Regions from separate parts of the Homo sapiens genome. Here region 2 is linked to region 1. Evidence: read pairs that join two places in POLR2A ChIA-PET (ENCODE). Cell type or tissue: GM12878. All regions are shown on one strand. Links, peaks and the distances in the headings refer to the core of each region. The heading gives the core; the rest is flanking DNA.

What was found. Peaks named below come from ENCODE experiments on the same cell type or tissue, not always from the same donor. Only the 100,000 strongest peaks of a DNase experiment are listed, where the experiment ranks them.
Region 2: POLR2A ChIA-PET joins it to region 1 with 9 read pairs; 2 of 35 experiments call an interaction of 5 or more read pairs at or near these places.

The regions. Positions count from the first base shown.
Region 1 is chr3:61,786,965-61,797,937 of GRCh38, reverse strand. The region is part of intron 2 of PTPRG (protein tyrosine phosphatase receptor type G); the gene reads right to left. Among named protein-coding and RNA genes, the nearest start is that of PTPRG, 230 kb to the right of the region's middle. In GM12878, for the core only: no CTCF peak of the experiment used is centred there; no DNase peak of the experiment used is centred there; H3K27me3 peaks cover 166 bases.
Region 2 is chr3:61,540,699-61,551,985 of GRCh38, reverse strand. No RefSeq gene overlaps it. Among named protein-coding and RNA genes, the nearest start is that of PTPRG, 15 kb to the left of the region's middle. In GM12878, for the core only: no CTCF peak of the experiment used is centred there; a DNase peak (open chromatin) is centred at 4,187.

The DNA.
Region 1 (10,973 bases), core at 2,974-10,973:
TTCATCCTCATCCTTCTTGTTTTTTTCATTTTTTTCTCCTTCTCTCCCACTCTTTTCGTCCCTCCTTCATCTTTCCTTCTTTTTGACATTAAAAATTAGAGTTGAGGATCAGGTAACCCAGGAGGGGAAACTGAGGGCACTGTCAAGTCTCCTTCTCCACACCACACTCCGGGCAGTCAGCATGATCTAACACCAGCATACAAACTCAGGACTTGGCTTTACAACTCTACTCAAGCACAGAGCTCTCATGAGCTACTGGTAATCAGTGGCACTAGATGGAAAACCTAGTTTCATACCTGAAAAACCAAAAATCTTGATTTACAAAGGAAGGCGGGAGGTGGGGGGGTGGGGGGGGGTGTGGAGATAAATGACTCCAGGCTAGTGACAACACCAAACCTGAAAGAACCCAGCCTCCCTGTTCTTCTCACACCTGTGAGCCTTCCTTTCACATAGTGATGTTTGTATCAACATTTTTTTCTTAGTTATTACGGAAAAAGGTTACTAACATTTAGTATACACCTAAGACCAATGCGGCTCCCATAATTACCTTATTTCATGAAGTCAGACACCAATGATTTTAAGACTCAGCCCAATCTCAGTGATGTTCAAATATGGGGGAAAAAAATCCAACAATTTTCAAACATTATTCAATGAAAAGTATATTCCGATTTCAGAGATATTAAAATGTGAAGAAGAAATTTCTGCATCAGTGAGATCTGTTAAATGGTTTAATCCTTAAGGGGAGCTAGAACACAGTAAGCATCATTTCTGTATTTCACAGATGATGGAAACCTGGCTCAAAGAGCTCATGATGAATATCTTAGCTCCTGGGAAGAATACGAACATTTCTGTGCCGGCTGGCCTCTAACAACCTCGCAAAACCAGGAGCTGCTCTACGTTTTCCTACAGTCCCTCACTTGATTTCTTATTTCCAAATATATAAAGCTGAATCCAACAACTAACCCTTCACCCGGGAGAAAACAGATGAACACAATGGTTTCATGAAAACATATGGATTAAGCCAACAGCTGGCATTCAGCCTCTAAAAATTTTGGAGTGGTTAGTATGTGCCACCACCAGGTCTTGGGTTAAGCCAGAAAAGAGAGTGAAGAGAGAAACAAAATCTTGCCTTGTGTCTGGTAAGACAGACAAAAACAATAAAGTTAACAGCAACAATATAAACATATTAAGGGGCAAACGACCTCTGTAGAGGCCACACTTAAGAATCAACACAAAATCTATGACCTAAAAAGTCAGAAGGATTCATCCACAAAAGGAAGCAGAGAGAATCCTGCACACAAGGGCAAAGGTGCGGGCAACAAACACAAAGGGGCAACCCCCTCCCCACCATGCTATCCTATGACCTTGCCACAATGGTCAACTTGCACACAAAGCACCACAGAGCGTCATGCAGACTTTGTCCTTCCTAGGCAGCTGCTGTCTCAAGGAACCAAGTTCTGCCCACTCAGGCTCTGGAGCTGGCAGCTATCAGCTCTCCTGGCTCCTGAGTGCTCTTTAATCACTCCAGGAGTCACAGCCGTTATTTATTACATTCCTTTTTGGTTTTGAGTCATGTAAGAGGAAAACATATCAATAATCTTTGCTGCAGGGCAAGTTTCTACAATCTCCTTTTCTATCTCTGCAGCCAAGATTAAGGGGGATGCTCAGGAAACCTAACGAGTTATCTGCGTGTGGACTAATGGATTAACACCACCTACCATCAGCCTCCTGGGTGATCTGTCTCTTTAATCTTGCTCAATAGATAACATTTGGGAAAAGCTCCCTTGACTCCTAGAGACACTATTTTCTGTTATAAGCTATGAGGACGTCCCCTCTGGTCATCAAATTTAATGGGATGATTATTAAAGGGAATTTGCTAATATTAATGCCCACTTTCAACTTGAGGGCCTGAGCTACAAATTTCTCCCTGCTTTGGCTGGTGGGGAACAGGCCAAGGACAAAATCTGAATAAAGTTAAAGAGGTATCTGCTGCTGTTCAATTATTTAATATATCATGTAAGGCAAAGGTAGTGATGCACTATCCACCCAAAGATATGATTACACTCAAAGCCATACGAACTTTTACTATGCAAAGGCCACTTTGTAATGGGGGTGGGGAGACACAGTATATACAAAGTTCTAAAGTACTAGTAATCAATAGCCTTAAAAATAATAAAAATAGCCGGTATATACTAAGCACTTATGCCAACCAGGCATCTATATTTTCTCATTTAATCTCTCAACACTGTGAAGGTAGATACTATTCCCACTTTTTTTTTTTTTTTTTTTTTTTTTTTTGAGACGGAGTCTTGCTCTGTCACCCAGGCTGGAGTGCAGTGGCACGATCTCGGCTCACTGCAACCTCTGCTTCCCAGATTCAAGTGATTCTCCTGTCTCGGCCTCCTCAATAGCTGGGATTACAGGTACCTACCACCATGCCCGGCTAATTTTTGTATTTTTAGTAGAGATGGGGTTTCACCATGTTTGTCAGGCTGGTCTTGAACTGACCTCAGATGATCCGCCCGCCTCAGCCTCCCAAAGTGCTGGGATTATAGGTGTGAGCCATCATGCCCGGCCTATTCCCGCCTACTTTTTACAGATTAAAAAAGTAAGATTTAGTGAGGTTACTACTTCTTGACCTTCACCAGCCTGTGCTCTTAAGCCCTATACCACAATGAAGAAATGCAATACAGTGGTCAAGCACATGAGCAATAGACTCAGATCACCATGACTGAAATCCCAGCCCCACTACTTATTAGTTGTATGACCTTAGAAAAGCTACTTATTCTAAGCCTCAGTTCCCTCATCTGTAAAATGGGATACTAAAAGGGATTAACAGATAAGGCTGGCAGGAGGATTAAATGAGACACTTGACACTGTGTCAGGAATATATTAAGTATGCAATGAACGCTGATCATTGATACTGCTGCTTCTGTTGCTACTACTAGTAACAGTGAGGTCACTTTCCTAGTTGACTCTACACCACCACCAACTTAGTATTCATTTATTTTAACCACTCATATTATGACTAAATAAGTCCAAATACCATCATCAATATAATATGAACCAGAAGTTATAGAGTATAAAACACACCTAAATTCCTTTCTCATTCTCAGGTGGGAGACCGACTCTATCCACAGGTAAGTTCCCAAAGTTGAAGACCAATTCAGGGAATAAAAACACCAGCTTTCAAACGAAAATCTTCATTATAACCTGATGAATTTACTCATTTTTCAGAATACACAACCTGTAGATTATGGTTAAAATGCATAAGGGAATGTTCCATGTTTTAAAGATGTTTGCATATTCAACTTGTAAGCAGCAATCTGCTCTGGTGTAAGCAAAGCATGCTATCACTGACGTCTTATATTTCAATTTTCTTTACACCAAAACAACAAAATATTTAAACAGTTAACATCTGCTCAAAGACCTAAGAGATGAAAGACTTCGGAAGGCATGGGCGGTATGTTGACTACTGAAAAAGTCAAATTACATAGGGACCAGATTTTTGAAAGCCTGACCTATTGTGTCAGAAAAGGAGAGCCAAATGCCAGAAAATATATGGAGGGAAAACCAAAACCATAAACAATCTGAGAATATTTAAATGAACAGATGGCAATAGAAAAATAAAGACAAGAAGAATTTTTTAAATAATAGTAATTCTAACACATCCTTAAGAAAAAGATACCCCCCACACACAAGTCCATAATAATTATACAAATTCTATTCTGATTTTTTTTTAAAGTAAAATGGAGATGGGGGTGGAAAACAAGGAAAGTAATGGGAAAGACAGAATTTAGATAAAAGCATTCATGCAAAATGGCCTTCTGTGCTCAAGTCAAGGCAGTTGGGCAAACGAAACAGAAAAGTTCGCCTTTCTCCAACACTAAGCAGATACTCCAAAATCTGTGACATTAACTTCCAGGGATGTCACTTCCTCTACAGCAAAATCACTTTGCTCCAACAAGGTGTTTGGTGGAAACAACTTCAACATGCCATGGAAGAACTTCAGGCTAGTTCTAATTTAATAATCAAAAAGATGTTTATTTCTGTATGGCAGGGAGAAACAGAGAACAGATGATTCTCACAGTGTCATTTTCACCACCTAGCCAAACTTGGAATTAACTTTGGTCCTTTTAGCTCAAGGAAACTGGCAAGGGGTGGAGACAGTGGCCAGAAAAAAAACAACAACAAGTAGACAGCATCCAGAAAGCTGTACTGGACTGGACTTCTGCCAATTTGCAAGTTAAGGTCTTGGCTGGTAAGAATAGCTTGTTATTATTATTTTTTTATCAATAGCTTTTTGTGTCCCTTTCCCCATTGTATTGCTTATTTTTTGATAGAAAAGAACATAAATGTAAGTCAAATAAATAAAATAAGGAATTGACTCAAATAATTAAAAAGTTTAAGGTACAAAGCTCCAGATACAGCTGGTTCAGGTATCATCATAGCTCTGGTTCTCTTTCTACCTTCTAGGCCAGGAAGTTGCCATCACAAAGCCAAAAATGCAGCATATTCTTCTTTGGATGAGAAACACATCCAAAAGAAGATAAATTCTGTTTGGGAGGGGACTAGCAAACTCAGAAAAGATGCTCATTAGCCTTGCTTTGAGACACATAACCAGTCTTGAAACCACCACTTTGGCTAGGTACACCACAAGCCCAGGTGACATATCCATTCAAGTGAAAGAGACTGGGCTGGGTAAGTGGTCCACTCCCATTCTGGTCACGGTGACAGACAGCCATAGTAGAACTGTGAGAAGCAGGGACAGACAGGAAGCGACAGGCTGGACCAATAAAGAGACAAATCCTGACATGCATCCAATATTCACAATCATTCACTGAACCTTGGAGACCTTTCCTCCACTTGTTTATATTTCCTATCTTATATTTCTTGTGCCACTCTCAAAGCCTTTCTATTTACAGGCTCATGCCTGTAATCCCAGCACTTTGGAAGGCCGAAGTGGCCAGATCATGAGGACAGGAGATCAAGATCATCCTGGCCAACATGGTGAAACCCCAACTCCACTGAAATACAAAAAGTTAGCCAGGCGTGGTGGCACGTGCCTGTAGTCCTAGTTACTTGGGAGGCTGAGGCAAGGGAATCGCTTGAACCCAGGAGGCGGAGGTTGCAGTGAGCCGAGATCACGCCACTGCACTCCAGCCTGGCAATCGAGCGAGACTCCATCTCAAAGAAAGAAAGAAAGAAAGAAAGAAAGAAAGAAAGAAAGAAAGAAAGAAAGAAAGAAAGAAAGAAAGAAAGAAAGAAAACCCACAAAAAAGTTATGTTTTCCATGGGAAACAGAACTAAGAAAAATGTGACATAGCACACCTGAGATATGAACCCAAATTCCTGAATTCATTGGTGGAATGGGCCAAGAACTGAGAAGAATGTGGCATAGCCCAACGTGGGCCCACTAAGTGTAGGCTCAACGGAGAAGTAAAGCCATTTAGGAGGCCAAGGAGGGAAAACTGCTTGAGCCCAGGAGTTTTGACACCAGCCTGGACAACATAGTGAGTCCCTATCTCTACAAAAAACTTAAAAATATTAGCTGGGCATGGTGGCGCACACCTGCAGTCCCAGCTACGGAGGGGTGACGGGGGTGGGTGCCTGTGGAGCTGAGGTGGGAGGATCACTTAAGCCCAGGAGGTCAAGGCTGCAGTGAGTTGTGATGGCACCACTGCACTCAGCCTGGGTGACAGAATAAGAACTGGTCCTTCCCCCACCCCCAACTCCCCGCCTCAAGAAAGAAGTAAAGACATAAAGTCATGTGCCTGCCAGAGTCCCCTTTGGTGACACTACACCAACTACAAGATTACAGATCTCTCATCTTCCGTGCTCCCCTAAAAACTCCTACACTCTGAGGTCACAGCAACCCAAGCAAAAAGGGGAGCTCTAACAAGTGAGGCATTCCAGTGTCTAGAACTAAAGATTCTACAGGAAGATGCATTAAACATGTACTTTTCTGCCTTCCATTTCTCTTAAAACTCTGCACATCATTAACAAAATCTAAAAAGTGAGATAAAAATAAATTCACTAATAAACGATACCTCTGAAGGCAAGAAAGGACCTTAAACAACATCCGAACTAGCACAGACACTTGTAGTTTATAGATGTCATTGAATAAATATTATAAGTTTATTAGAAACAGGCCGGGCCTGATGGCTTATGCCTGTAATCCCAGCACTCTGGGAAGCCGAGATGGGCGGATCACCTGAGGTCAGGAGTTTGAGACCAGCCTGGCCAACATGGTGAAACCCCATCTCTACTGAAAATATAAACATTAGCCAGGCGTGGTGGCACATGTCTGTAATTCCAGCTACTCAGGAGGCTGAGGCAGGAGAATCGCTTGAACCTGGGAGGCAGAGGTTGCAGTTACCCGAGATAGCACCACTGCACTCCAGCCTGGGCAACAGAGCAAGACTCCCTCTCAAAAAAAGTAAGTAAATAAATTTATTAGAAATACAGCATCTGAAACAGTTACAAATACGTACCCAACTCTTGCCTCAAACAGGTTATCTAAGTAAAAGAATCATTTTGGTTCCTAAAGTCACTTGGTAAGTTTGACTCAAAGGCTGGAACAGCATGCCTCAAGAAACCGTTGCAACAGAAACTTATTTCCCAGACTCTGTGGGAGTAAGCCTAAATGACAAATCTAAGAAACAATACATTGTAAATACCTGAGATAAATGCTGACTTTGTTTTTCCAGCCCACTAAGAAAGGACAGTTTCTTGCTTCTCAAAACTATTCTCAAAGCTTCAGCTCTAATAGCTTAGGATCAATTATACATAAAAACAGGTGCAGAAGTCAAGTCAAATAATAAAAATTATACCATACTTCTTCCCTGTTTCATTAATAATTTAGCAACACGGCAACCATTGATTAGACTATTGTTTTAAACTGTTAACCGACATCTTTACCTTAACCACAGTAAAAGGAAAAAGGAGGTGCTGACTGATAATTCATTTTAATTACAAATATCCTTGCTAACATACAACAGATCAAAAACTCAGATTTTATATATACTTTAATCTTATTGATATTCAAAAAAGTATCAACAAATCAATCCTTGTACCTACCTATGTCAGAGATGAATGACTTATTCGACATATTTTCCTAGATGAAATAATTAAATCACAAAGTGAATAACTGAATTTCAGGAAAAATTACCAAACCAAAAAAAAAAAAAAATCACAGAAGTCAAAGAATTTCTGAAATGAAAGGGATTCTGAGACTGAGAATTTCTCTTGTAATGTTTCAGTGAAGCTATTTGTGAAACCAAGGGTAAAGTAAATAGCTATAAAGTTCTGCTTTAGTACTTCCTCATGTGTATACATAGGGAAAGTATACATCTATAAACTTATACACAAACTTAGCCAAGAAGCAAAACACATCAGCAGCAACTCTGCTTTCCATGGTTCTTTTTCTAACTCCAAAAGCTCTAGTACACTCACTATTGATGTTTTCAGTAAAATAGAACATGGTCTGAGTTTTGTTATGAACTTTGATTTTAATCCAAACCACTGGACTAAAACATTTTTGTTCAATTCCAAGTTTGTAATAAATAGATGCCCAAGATAGTGATGAAGACAAGATGGTGTTCCCGAAGTACTCTGTGCTTAAGGAAGGGACAGACGGAGAAGAGAAGGCAACAACTCGAATGGTTCACCACCCCAGCAAGTCCAGCAACATTAGGGGACAAAGATTTTCTAAATTAACAGAAAAACCATCTAGCCTCAGGGTTCCTCCAGTACAAGTGTGAAATGGAGAGAGGGCAACCACCCTCTGTACTCCACTGCCCATGACAGACACGGCTAAGTGATCACACCAGTCTACTCCACTGAGCTAGGTACAGCCTGTGAACTCTGCAACACAGGGAGAAACCACCCACTGGAATAAGCACATCAGCTGAATCCCACGGCCATGCCGACCCTGATGGTACCAGGAAACAGCTGCTGAAAATGAAGCACTAAATCATGTGATGCACAAGATCTCAACCAGGACAGGATATGCCAGTTATGGAAATTCACTCCATGCACAAAATTTACTGTCCCCAGATTAGAGGACTAGGTTTTAGGCATTATTTTTTATCTCACCTCACTTACAACAGAAGCCTCAAATAACAATCAACTCGTGAAACAAAGTACCTCCAAAGCAGTAAGTTATCATTACCTGTGAATAAACTTCCATTACCATATACAAACACTTAGGGTTTCAGAACTCTTCATCCTTTTCAAATAAAATACTTACTTAAATACAGACACATTGATCTTTAGATATATCAGGTCATGGAAAGAAAGGAACACTATCCATATAAAGTACTGAATGCAAAGTACTGAAAAGTCCCATGAGGGAGGAATACGTTATTTTTGTCCTCATTGTTCCAGCAACACTTTATGCTGCACTACTGTAGCAATTATAACACTATATTTACACTTACCCATCTGTGTGTTGGTCTATTCAACTAGTATGAATTTCTGTAAGGGCAAGAAGTATGTCTTAATCATCTCTGTATTATAAGAAACTAGAGGCTAGGCACAGTAGCTCATGCCTGTAATCCTAACACTTTGAGAGGCTGAGGCTGGAGGATCACTTGAGATCAGGACCAAGAGTCTGAGACCAGCCTGGGCAACACAGGGAGACCCCGTCTCTACAAAAAATTTTAAAAAATGAGCCAGGCATTGTGGCATGCACTCATTGTTCCTGCTACTCAAGAGGTTGAGATGGGAGGATCACCTGAGCCCGAGACATCAAGGCTACAGTGAGCTGAGATCCTGCTACTGCATTCCAGTGTGGGTGACAGAGTGAGAGCCTTCAAATAAAGAAAAAGAAAAAAAGAAAAGAAAAGGAGGAAAGAAGAGAAAAGAAACTAGACATACCAGCGCTCAGTAATGATTGTTAAATTAAATGTAAGAAAAAAGTATTAAGACACAGCACCTAAACATGAGAAAAGACATGCAAAATAACAGAGAGCAGCAACAATGACTAAGTCCCAAAGTGAGAATTTGTCAGCCAAGGTAGGGAGCCAGTCTTGGCAAGAGGAGCCTTCATCTAGAAAAGGGTTCAGCAAACTAGGACCAAATCCAGCCCTCTGTTATTTCTAAATAAAGTTTTATTGGTACTCAAAAGTGACCACTTGTTAAGGTATGGTCTATGGTTGCTTTCATGTAGCAGAGCTGAACAGCTACAACGAAAACTATACAACTCACAAAGCCAAAAATATTAACCATGTGTCTCTTTATAGGACAAAAATATCTGCAACCTCTGGTCTAGAACAAACTGTAGCTAGAACTCCAGTGATCTGTGAACTTGCATTGAAAAAGAAACAATCTTTATTTTCAACAATCTCAAACTGGTTGCTGAATTCAGCATTTAGCAATTCCTTCAATTTACCAATGTAGGAAAATCCACAGTACTATTAGCAATATTTGAGAATTTGTCATTGTGAGAAATCACTCACATTACAGTTGCTGCAGGTATCTCAAAATGTCACAGGCATTCATGACAACTTTAATATTATGATAGTTGTTATACGTGCTAGTAGATCTTGTAATGTGTTAATAAAATGTTCACGCATTGCCAATCACAAATTTTAATATTTTGATAACTCAATAAAATTAGTTCCCTCTGTAACCCTGTGTACTCTGGTTGAGAAGTGAAACATATTTATTATACATCTAATAGTCCTAGGCACCTGATCATCTTCCAAATACCCAGAAATGAAAAGTGAATCTCTGCTTTGATACTTAGAAGACGCCATGCAGCACACGTTGATGCTGAAAACCAGTCTCAACCATGGGAGTAAATCACTTTTAAACTGGGAAAAGGAAAGAAGTTGGCCGTGTGTCCTTTGAGGACAGGTAGACACAAGCAGCAGGAGCCTCTCTAACTGGGAGCTACTGTCAAACTGGGAACATTTTGAATACTGCTACAAATCCTTTATTTTCCTCAGACAAACTCACAAGTTTGTCTGAGATAGCGGGAGCCATCTTCAAGAAAAAAAGACACCACTGGAGACGATATCCTTGAGGGAATAAATGGCCTAATTTCAGGAATTTTAACAGGACTCCACTGGGTAACGAGGGGTATCACTAAAGCCGTCATGTTCACAAATGTCTACCTAAGAAGGTAATTCCCGTAATAAACGGAAACTGTTTTACAGCCCATCAAGTCAATAAATCGGCCTTTTAAGAAGTTTTTAAGAACAGATTGACTTTAACAACTCCACAGGAACCACTGTGATATAATTGTGTCCATCATACCAAAATTAAAGGCTTCCAATAAGGAATGAACATTAAGGTCTGGGGTCAGTGATCAAGCATTTATGGGCTTCCCAGAAGGACCTAATAAAGCGGACTATGGTGATTCAGTAACTGTACTGTCCCGCATTACTTAGGGGCTCTTTACTTCACAGATCACTGAAAAGCGAAACTAATGATACCACTCGGAATATTTACCATTTCAGATGCCAATGAGATAACCCATCCACTAAAACTAAGCATAGCAAAGTTTTTCAAACAGAGGCAATGTGATGCTACCAAAGTTGCCTTAGATTCATTCAGGGAAAAGGCAGGAAAGGAAGTAACAGCATAAATTAAATAATTCCTGCTATGGAGTTTCTCTTGTTTCCGGATTCTTTCCAGAGTAATTATCCTTAATCATTTACAGGAAATACAAACGAACATTAAAAGGCCATCAGGAATTATTCATCACCATAATTCCTTCTTTATCAATCACTTTATTTGGGGTTAGGACGGAGAGAAGAACAGACACATCTTTCAACTCAACGAAATATTAATATTTGCTTCTTAGGTTAAATAACTTTTTTTTTTGGCACACAAAGGATTCAGCTTTGGGGAAAATATAAGCGATTCTTTTAGCCTACGTTATGAGGAGCTTTTAAAGAAGGATACCAGATCACCAACTATTTCCCCTTTCAGGATATATGTTAAAAACCAAAACTGTGTTTTGC
Region 2 (11,287 bases), core at 1,002-9,001, 240 kb after region 1:
CTGAGAACTGGGACAAGACAAGGATGTCGACTTTCACCACTTCTATTCAACATAGTACTGGAAGTCTTAGCCAGAGCAATCAGGCAAAAGAAAGAAAGAAAGGGAATCCAAATTGGAAAAGAGGAAGTCAAACTGTCACTGTTCACTGATGATATGATCATATACGTAGAAAACTCTAAGGACTCATCCAAAAGGTTCCTAAAGTCAAGCCTCAGATTACAAAATCGATGCACACAAATCAGTAGCACTGCTACACACCAACAATGACCAAGTTGAGAATCAAATTAAGAACTCAATCCTTTTTACAACAGCTGCAAAAAAGTAAAAATAAAATACCTAGGAATATATTTAACCAAGGAGGTGAAAGTTCTCTACAAGGGAAACTACAAAACACTGCTGAAAGAAATCACAGATGACACAAACAAATGGAAATAGAGTCCATGCTCATGGATGGGAAGAATCAATATTGTGAAAATGACCATACTGCTCAAAGCAGTCTACAGATTCAATGCAATTCCCATCAAAATACCATCATCATTTTTCACAGAACTAGAAAAAAATCCTAAAATTAATACGAAATCAAAAAAGAGCCCACATAGCCAAAGCAATACTAAGCAAAAAGAACAAATCTGGAGGTATTACATTACTGGACTTCAAATTATGCTACAAGGCTATAGTTACCAAAACAGCATGGTACTGGTATAAAAATAGGCACTTACACTAATGGAACAGAATAGGGAATGCAGAAATAAAGCCAAATACTTACAGCCAACTGATCTTCCACAAAGCATACAAAAACATAAATTGGTGAAAGGACACCCTATTCAATAAATGGTACTATGAAAACTGGCAAGCCACGTGTAAAAGAATGAAACTGGATCACCATCTCTCACCTTATACAAAAATCAACTTAAGATGGATTAAAGACTTGAATCTAAGACCTGAAACCATAAAAATTCTAGAATATAACATTGGAGAAACTCTTCTGGACATTGACTTAGGCAAAGACTTTATGACTAAGAACCCAAAAAACAGGCCAGGCATGGTGGCTCACGCCTGTAATCCTAACACTTTGGGAGGCCGAGGCAGGTGGAATACGAGGTCAGGAGTTCAAGACCAGCCTAGCCAACATGGTGAAACCCCGTCTCTACTAAAAGTACAAAAATTAGCTGGGCATGGTGACGCACGTCTGTAATCCCAGCTACTCAGGAGGCTGAGGCAGGAGAATCGCTTGAACCCGGAAGGCAGAGGTTGCAGTGAGCCAAGATCGCACCATTGCATTCCAGCCTGGGTGACAAAGCAAGACTCCATCTCAAACAAAACAAAACAAAAAAACAAACAAATGCAATGCAACCAAAAATAAATGAATGAGACCTAATTAAACTAACGAAAAAGCTTCTGTACAACAAAAGAAAGAATCAGCAGAGTAAACAGACAACCCATAGAGTGGAAGAAAATATTTGCAAACTATGCTTCTGACAAAGGACTAGTGTCCAGAATCTACAAGGAACCTAAACAAATCAGCAAGAAAAAAACAAATAATCCCATGAAAAAGTGGGCAAAGGACAGGAAAAGATATTTCTCAGAAGATATACAAACAGCCAAGAAACATGTGAAAAAATGCTTAACTAATCATCAGGGTAAAACCACAATGAGATACCACCTTACTCTTGCAAGAATGGCCATAATTGCTAATTTTTTTTAAATTTTATTATTATTATTTTTGGAGTCTCACTCTGTCGCCCAGGCTGGAGTGCAGTGCAGTGGCGCCATCTCAGCTCACTGCAACCTCTGCCCCCCAGGTTCAAGCAATTCTCCTATCTCAGCCTCCCGAGTAGCTGGGACTACAGGCACACGCCCCCATGTCCGGATAATTTTTTGTATTTTTAGTAGAGATGGGGTTTCACCATGTTGGCCAGGCTGGTCTCAAACTCCTGAGCTCAGGCAACCCGCCCACCTTGGCCTCCCAAAGTGCTAGGATTACAGGCGTGAGACACAGCGCCCGGCCAAGAATAGCCATAATTAAAGTCAAAAAACCATAAATGGTGGCATGGATATGGTGAAAAAGGAACACATTTACACGGCTGGTGGGAATGTAAATTAGTACAACCACTATGGAAAACAGTACAGAGATTCCTTTAAAAACTAAAGGTAGGCCGGGCGTGGTGGCTCACACCTGTAATCCCAGCACTTTGGGAGGCCGAGGCGGGCAGATCACGAAGTCAGGAGATCGAGACCATCCTGGCTAACATGGTGAAACCCCATCTCTACTAAAAATACAAAAAATTAGCCGGGTGTGGTGGCAGGTGCCCGTAGTCCCAGCTACTCGAGAGGCTGAGGCAGGAGAATGGCATGAACCCAGGAGGTGGAGCTAGCAGTGAGCCGAGATGCGCCACTGCACTCCAGCCTGGGCAACAGAGCGAGACTCCGTCTCAAAAAACAAAAACAAAAACAAAAACAAAAACAAAACAAAACAAAAAAAAACAAAGGTAAATCTATCATTTGATCCAGCAATCCCATTACTGGGTATCTACCCAAAGGAAGAGAAGTCAGTATATGAAAAAGACACATGCACACGCATGTTTGTAGCAGCACAATTTGTTTGCAGTTGCAAGGATATGGAGCCAACCTAAGTGCCCACTGACCAAGACGTAGATAAAGAACATATGGTATATATACACCATGGAATATTACCCAGCCATAAAAATGAATGAAATAACGTCTTTTGCAGCAACTTGGATGGAACTGGAGGCCATTATTCCAAGTGAAGTATCTCAGAAATGGAAAACCAAATACCGTATGTTCTCACTTATAAGTAGGAGCTAAGCTATGAGGACATACAAACATACAAAGCAATATAATGGACTGTGGGGACTCAGAGGGAGGTTAGGGGTTAGGTGAGGGATAAAAGAAAATATATGGGGTGCAGTGTACACTGCTCGGGTGATAGCTGCACTGAAATCTCAGAATTCACCATTAAAGAACTCATCCTAGGCCGGGCACGGTGGCTCACGCCTATAATCCCAGCACTTCGGGAGGCCGAGGTGGGTGGATCACAAAGTCAGGAGTTTGAGACCGTCCTGGTCAAGATGGTGAAACCCCGTCTCTACTAAAAATACAAAAAAAATTAGCTGGGCGTGGTGGCGGCGCCTGTAATCCCAGCTACTCAGGAGGCTGAGGCAGAGAATTGCTTGAACCTGGGAGGCGGAGGTTGCAGTGAGCTGAGATCGTGCCACTGCACTCCAGCCTGGGCGACAGAATGAGGCTCTGTCTCAAAAAAAAAAAAAAAAAAAAACCTCATCCTTGTAACAAAAAAACACCTGTACCTCAAAAACTGTTGGAATAAAAAATAATTGGCTGGAAGGTTAAAAAAAAAAAAAAAAAAAGGAAAAAGAAAAAAATTGGCCATGCACAGTGGCTCACATTTGTAATTGTATCATTTTGTGAGGCCAAGGCAGGAGGATTGCTTGAAGCCAGGAGTTCAGAAACAGCCTGGTCAACATAGCAAGACCTTGTCTCTACAAAACAAAAAGTAAGAAAAGTTAGCCAGGCATGGTGGCATGTGGCTATAGTCCTAGCTACTCAGGAGGCAGAGGTGAGAGGATCACTCGAGCTCAGTAGTTCGAGGATGTGGTGAGCTGTGATCACTCACGACACTCCAGCCTGGGTGACAGAGTGAGACCCCATCTCTAAAAATAATAATAAAGAACTCTCAAAAATCCACAGTAAGGAAACAAGCAAAAATGGGCAAAATATAGGAACAGATACTTTACCAAAGAAAATATATGGATGACAAACATGCACATAAAAAGTTGCTCAATATCATAATCCATTATGGAAATGCAAGTTAAAATCAGTATGATATCATTACACACCCATTAAAATAGATTAAGAAAAGAATGGCAATACCTAAGAAAAGAATGGCAATACCAAGTTTTGGCTGGAATGCACAACAAAGGGAAATCTTATTAATTGCGGTGGGAATATAATATGGTGTAGCCATTCTAGTAAACATTTTGGCAGGCTCCTATAAAGTCAAACATATACTTACCATATGACTGAGCAATCCCGTTTTTAGGTATTTACCCAAGAGAAATGAAAATCTATGTTCACACAAAACCCTATGCAAATATTTATAGCAGCTCTCTTTGTAATCACCCCAAACTGGAAACAACCCAAATGCCCTTCAAAGAGAGAATGGATAGACTGTGGTACATTTAAACAATGGACTATTAATCAACAATGCAAAGGTACAAATGGGACGGGTGCGGTGGCTCATGCCTGTAATCCTAGCACTTTGGGAGGCCAAGGTGAGTGGATTGCTTGAGCCCAGAAGTTCAAGACCAGCCTGTTCAACATTGTGATACCCTGACTACAAAAAATACAAAAATTATCCAGGCATTGTGGTGGGCACCTGTAGCCCCAGCTACTCAGGAGGCTGACATGGGAAGATCACCTGAGCCAGGGAGGTCAAGGCTGCAGTGAGCCATGACCTCCCATGCAGCCTTGACCTCCCAGGCTCAGGAGGTCTCATTCTGTCACTCCAGCCTGGGTGACAGAGTGAGACCTTGTCTCAGTAAAAAGGTACAAAAAAAAAAAAAAAGGTATAAATGACTCATACATGCAACACTTGGATGAATTTCAAAGGTATTATCCCAAGTGAAAGAAGCCAGTCTCAAAAAATTACATTCATATGCTTCCATTTGTGTAACATTCTGGAAAAGATAAAACTATAGAGATAGAGAACAGATCAGTAGTTGCTAGTGGTTAGGGGTATAGAAAGGGTTTGATCATAAAGAGTCATCATGAAGAAGGGCGTTTTTTTGTTTTTGTTTTTTAAGAGACAGAATCTTGCTCTGTCACCTAGGCTGGAGTGCAGTGGCATGATCATAACTCACTGCAACCCCAAGTTCGGGGGCTCAAGCAATCATCCTGCCTCAGTCTCCCAAGTAGCTAGGATTAAAGGCGTGCAACACCATGCCTGACTTCTGTGTGGTATGTGGTGTGTGTGTGTGTGTGTGTGTAGAGGACAAAAGTCTCACTATGTTGCCTAGGCTGGTCTCGAAATCCTGGGCTCAAGCAATCCTCCCATCTAGACCTCCCAAAGCACTGGGATTACAGGAGTGAGCAACTGCCCCTGATAGGAGGGAGATTTTTGAGGTGATAGAGTTGTTCTTTATTTTAATTATAGTGGTAGGTACACCACTATAATCAAATATATGTATGTACTACAACTCATGGAACTGTGCACCAAGAAATGTCAGTTTTACTGTATGTAAACTTAAAAATAATTTTTTTTCAATAGGACACTGCCTTCAGGAATGGTTAAATCCAGGAGCTTAAACAATGTCAGCAAGAGTTATCCTCTCTGCAATTCTTGTCTCTCTTACTCTAGGCTAGATTTATTCTCAGATAGGCCTTCTTTCTCTTTGATGGGGCTGACTCTTGTTGGATCAACATGGGTCATGTGTCCCTGGAATCCTGGAATACACCAGCCTGTGGCCAGAGGAATGGAATAAGTTGGTTGGCTGGGCCTGGATATGTGCCCAGTCCTGGTGGCATGAGGATAAGTGAGGGTCAAACTGATCCAGTCCACCTGGACTGAGAATGAAGGAGAGTGGTTCCCCAAAGAAAAAATCAAGTTGCTGCTACTACAAGAAAGAGAAGACATACTAGACAGGCAGAAACTATAGATGTCTCTGGCTTCCACTTTGTATTTCTTTAATTCTGGATTATATTATACTGTGTTGACTATGTGATATCTTACCTATAAACTACAAACTCTTTGAAATGGAGGATTCTGCCTTATTTTTCTTTTTAGCTTCCAATACCATACACATTTCCTTCTACATAGTAGATGCACAAGAGTACCATGCATGATAGAGAACTAAATATTTACTGGTATGTTTATAAAACTATACATTTGTATGTACATCAGAAGCCTCTGAAGCTACATTATTTCATATTTCTCCACAATCACATTAATAGCCACGTTTCCATTCAATCTTGCTTCTCTCTACTGAGGTTTTAACATGTACAGCTCCATTTTCCAACAATGGCAAATCAATCATTACATCATCATCCATCATGTCTGAGTTCTTAGTAATGAAGGTGTCTTTCTTTCCACATTAGCAATTTGGGTGGGCGAAAGAGCCATAAAGATGTATGACAGAAGGCTGGAGAATTGGATTAAACAAGGTTAAATAAGATTCCATTTCCTGGGTCCCTCTTGACTGCAGGAATTTTTGTTGATCCATAGGATGAATGGGGCAATTGTTTAGAAGTTCTTTTCTTCAAGCTCTCAGAAGAAAATTGTTCTGAAATCATTTTTTGGTCTGCTACTGGAATTGCAGAGAGAGCTGGGAATAGCGACCATAAACTGATTTGTTTATTTTAAAGTCTTTAAAGGAAATACCTTATCCACCTAAAAATTATAAATTGTAGCAGCTATAGGAGCCAGTTTAATTGCTCTAAAGTAACACAATTAGGTGGGCTCATTGCCACAGCCAACATGGTCCCAAGTGATTCGGTCGGCACCTCTAACGCCCTCATCACCTTCTACTCCTCCCAGACCTCAGAATGTTCCCTCCACATCAGCCTGCCTCCAGTTTTTCAGACTTAACAGCTATCATAACTCCCATTTCAGGGTCTCTGCAGTTGTCCATTTCCCTTGCTCAGGGTTTCTTACCCTTGGCACTATTGACATTTGGGACCAGATAATTCTTTGTTGTGGAGGGGCTGGCCTGTGCACTGTAATATGTTGAGCAGCATCACTGGCCTCTACCCACTAGATGCCAGTAGCAGCCCCTCCCCTAAGATGTGACAACCCCAAATATCTTCTACATGCCAAATTCCCAGCTGCGACCACTATTTTAGCTGGAGTTATTTTCCTCAATGTTTGGCTGTGCCATTTTCCTCATTTCTCAGCTCGGCTTCACAGAGGCTGTCCCTGACCACTCTATCCAACTCGTCATTTTAAAAAAATTAATCAATTTATTTGTTGAGATGTGGTCTCACTTTGTCGCCCAAACTGTAGTGCAGTGGCGTGGTCTCTGCTCACTGCAACCTCCGCCTCCCAGGTTCAAGTGATTCTCTGCCTCAGCCCCCTGAGTACCTGGGATTACAGGCGTGAGCCACCATGCCCGGCTAATTTTTGTATTTTTTAGTAGAGACAGTGTTTTGCCATGTTGGCCAGGCTGGTCTCAAACGCTTGACCGCAGGTGATCTGCCTGCCTCCCAAAGTGCTGGAATTACAGGGGGTCACTGTGCCCAGCTTTTCTCATTTTTCTTTTCTTTTGAAATGGAGTCTCTGTCGCCCAGGCTGGAGTGCAGTGGCATGATATCGGCTCACTGCAACCTCCACTCCTGGGTTCAAGCGGTTCTCCTGCCTCAGCCTCCCAAGTAGCTGGGATTACAGGCACCCACCACCATACCTGGCTAATTTTTTTGTATTCTTAGTAGAGACAAGGGTTTCACCCTTTTGGCCACGCTGCTCTCAAACTCCTGACTTCAAGTAATCCGCCAGCCTTGGCCTCCCAAAGTACTGGGATTACAGAGGTGAGCCACCACACCCGGCCCCAACTGGTCACTTTTTTTTTTTTTGAGACTGAGTCTTTTTTTTTTTCTTTTGAGGCGGTGTCTCGCTCTGTCACCCAGGCTGGAATGCAGTGGCGCGATCTCCGCTCGCTGCAACCTCCACCTCCTGGGATCAAGCGATTCTCCTGCCTTAGCCTCCCGAGTAGCTGGGATTACAGGCACACCTCACCAGGCCTGGCTAATTTTTGTACTTTTAGTAGAGACGGGCTTTCACCACATCGGCCAGTCTGGTCTTTAACTCCTGACCTCAAGTGATCCACCCACCTCAGCCTTCCAAAGTGCTGGAATCACAGGTGTGAGCCACCGCGCCCGGCCCAACTGGTCACTTTCTATCACAGCACCCTGTTCTTCGCTTCCCAGTCAATTATCCCATCCTGTGTGTGGATCATCTTCCTGGTTTCCTTAATTATTGCCTTTGCCCATGGGAGTAGGCGCCTCATACAGGCAGGAAGTTCATATATCCTCATTCTTCTGGTCCTCAGAACCTGGAACAGAGCCTCCACAGAATTAGGGCTCAGTACATACAATTAAATACGTTGGGTTAGTGAACAAGAGAAGATGGCTTTGCCACCAGGACTTTTACCAGCTTAGTCACTGGCATTTCTACTGCAGAGTGTTTCTGCTTCTTAAACTCTCTCTCAAAATTTCTTAGTGTTTCTATCCTGGACTTGGTAGGAGCTGCAAATACACGAATTACTTCTCAGATTAGTCCTGCCACACCGGCCTCCACTCTGCTCCTTGTAGCTTCTCTTGAGCCTGAATGTCTTCTACTTCATTTTTACTCAACAGAAGTCTTACCAGGTTTGGAGACTTATATTTCACCTCCCTCAACAGGATCTGAATGCCTGGAGCACAGGCACCATTTTTTTCTTCTTCTTCTTCTTATTTTTTTGTAGAGATAAGGGTCTCACTTTATGCCCAGCCTGGTCTCAAGCTCCTGGCCTCAGGCAATCCTCCCGCCTAGGCCTCCCAAAATGCTGAGATTACAGGTGTGAGCCACCAGGCCCCACCTATTTCGCAGCTCTAAGGTCAGCTCACTCCCAAGTTAGCCTCTCTTTCTCTCTTTCTCCTCCCTCCCTTCCTGTCATTTATTCATAAACACCTTCAAATACCAGGCTCTGCTTAGACCATAGAGATGTGAGATAAGGTTTCTGACCTCAGAGTTCTTATAGCCCTCCCAAGGAGACAGACAGTAGGCAACCAATGATAACACAATGGATAGTGTTTGCATTGTGAACAGAGTGTACAAGGACAATTGGACCTGGGAAGGCTTTGAGCAACATCGCTGTTTTGTTTTGTATTGTTTTGTTTTGTTTTGTTTGTTTTTTGAGACAGGGTCTCGCTCTGCTGCCCAGGTTGGAGTGCAGTGGTGCAACCATGGCTCACTGCAGTCTTAACCTCTGAGGCTCAAGCGATCCTCCCACCTCAGCCTCTCGAGTAGCTGGGACCACAGGTGCATCCCACCACACCCGGCTAATTTTTGTACATTTTGTAGAGATGGGGTCTCACTATGTTGCCAGGGGTGGTTGCAAACTCCTGGGCTCAAGCGATCTGTCAAGTGCTGGTATTACAGGCATGAGCCACAGTGCCCAGCTAGACATTTTTCACATGTGCTTACATTATAGGTGCTCATATATGTAGATTTGTCTCTCTTTCTAGGTTCTCAGGTCTTTAGAGACAAAGATTTTATATTCTCATTACTTTCATCTCTGTTGGTTCCTTCCCTGACACTCAGCATGGCTTTTTTAACAAACGAAACACCCAATAATGGCTTATTGAATCAGTTAATACATGGCTCACTTTAAAAATACTGATATGGAGAGGCTGTATCTTTTTTCCTTCCCTAATTTGAATAGAAAACACATTTTCAGTCACTTAGCATAAAGACATTTCTACAGGAAAACAAATAAAAAGTCTTTTAATTTATTTGATCCCTCAAAAGACACAATGGGAACTTGAAATTGAGAGGGAGTCAGGTGCCTGAATGAGGAGCACATGGAAGAAACAAATATTAAAAGTAATTCAGATAGGACAGGGCTGTTGAACTGGAAAACTATTAATGGTGTTAATCAGTTTCCACTGTGAACTGTTAACACTCAGACCAATGCTGAAAGCACCCGGAAGGCACATCTGTGAAGTCAAGAAGCCACAGCAAACTGTTTTGTCTGTCAATTTTAGAAAACAGAATAAATATAACATTCTTTTTAATGTGAAAAGGAGGTAGTTTTGGTTTGGTTTACACAGTTATGTGATTTATAGCCTTCCAAATTATTCCATATGGCTAAAAATAGAGGATCTGAACTTGTAGTTCATAAGTTATGTTAACAGGAGAGTTTCTTTTCTCAGCTTCACAATAGATGAACTCTTGGCGTTTGTTCTGAGCACTGAAAGTCAGGGCATCAAGAACCTGCTGAGATTCAGACATGAGGGTAAGCTAGGCAGATGGTGAGAAAAGAGGGATTTTATTTCAACATAGTCATAGAAACACGCGGTGCTGGCTGTGATTTATGACATAAAGACAATTAATCCAGAGCATCAGGAGAAGCAAAGTGGGGGGGAAAGGGATCAGAGGAAATGAGGACAAGAGGTGAGGAGACAGCACGTCATGAATCACCTCAAATTCTGCTTTGCCAACCAAAAAGTCTGGCACCATGTAGAGGAGTATTGATGCTGGCCTCAGAATACTTATTTAAATGCTTTGATCTGGCTGGGCACAGTGGCTCATGCCTGTAATCTCAGCAATTTGGGAGGCTGAGGCGGGTGTTTCACTTGAGGTCAGAAGTTTGAGACCAGCCGGGCCAACATAGTGAAACCCTGTTTCTACAAAAATACAAAAATTAGCCAGGTGTGGTGGCGGGCGCCTGTAATCCCAGTTACTAGAGAGACTGAGGCAGGAGAATTGCTTGAACCCGGGAGGCGGAGGTTGCAGTGAGCCAAGATCGCGCCATTGCACTCCAGCCTGGGCAACAAGAGCGAGACTCCATCTCAAACAACAAACAAACAAACTCTTGATCTGTCCTTTTTAACAAAGAGTCTGCTAGAAAGCCAAACAAACCTCTTGGAAATGATCTAGCCTCAAAGGGTGAAGATCTTAGAGAAACTCCGCATCCAACTAGCCTCTCTATGCTATTCACATCAGGCAATGATAGGGCAGTGTTTAATGAACACCTGGCATGGGATGGGGTAAAGGTAGGCATTTTTTTTTCTTTTTTTTTTTTTGAGACGAGATCTCACTCTGTCGCCCAGGCTGGAGTGCGGTGGCGCAATCTCAGCTCACTGCAAGTTCCTCCTCCCAGGTTCACTCCATTCTCCTGCCTCAGCCTCCCAAGTAGCTGGGACTACAGGCGCCCACCACCACGCCCAGCTAATTTTTTGTATTTTTAGTAGAGACGAGGTTTCACCGTGTTAGCCAGGATGGTCTCCATCTCCTGACCTCATGATCCGCTCACCTCGGCCTCCCAAAGTGCTGGGATTACAGGCGTGAGCCACCGTGCCTGGCCAGGGTAAAGGTAGGCATTCTTATTTTCACTAGTTTGTGGGTGGAAAAAAAGCTCAGAGGAGTAAAGTGACTTGCTGAAAGCCATACAAGCTAGTAAATTGCAAATGCAGAATTAAAAGGCAGTTCTTTCTAGCGCTGTAGTGCATATTATCCGTCGACACCCTTGATGCTCAAATTGTTGTCCCAGCAACA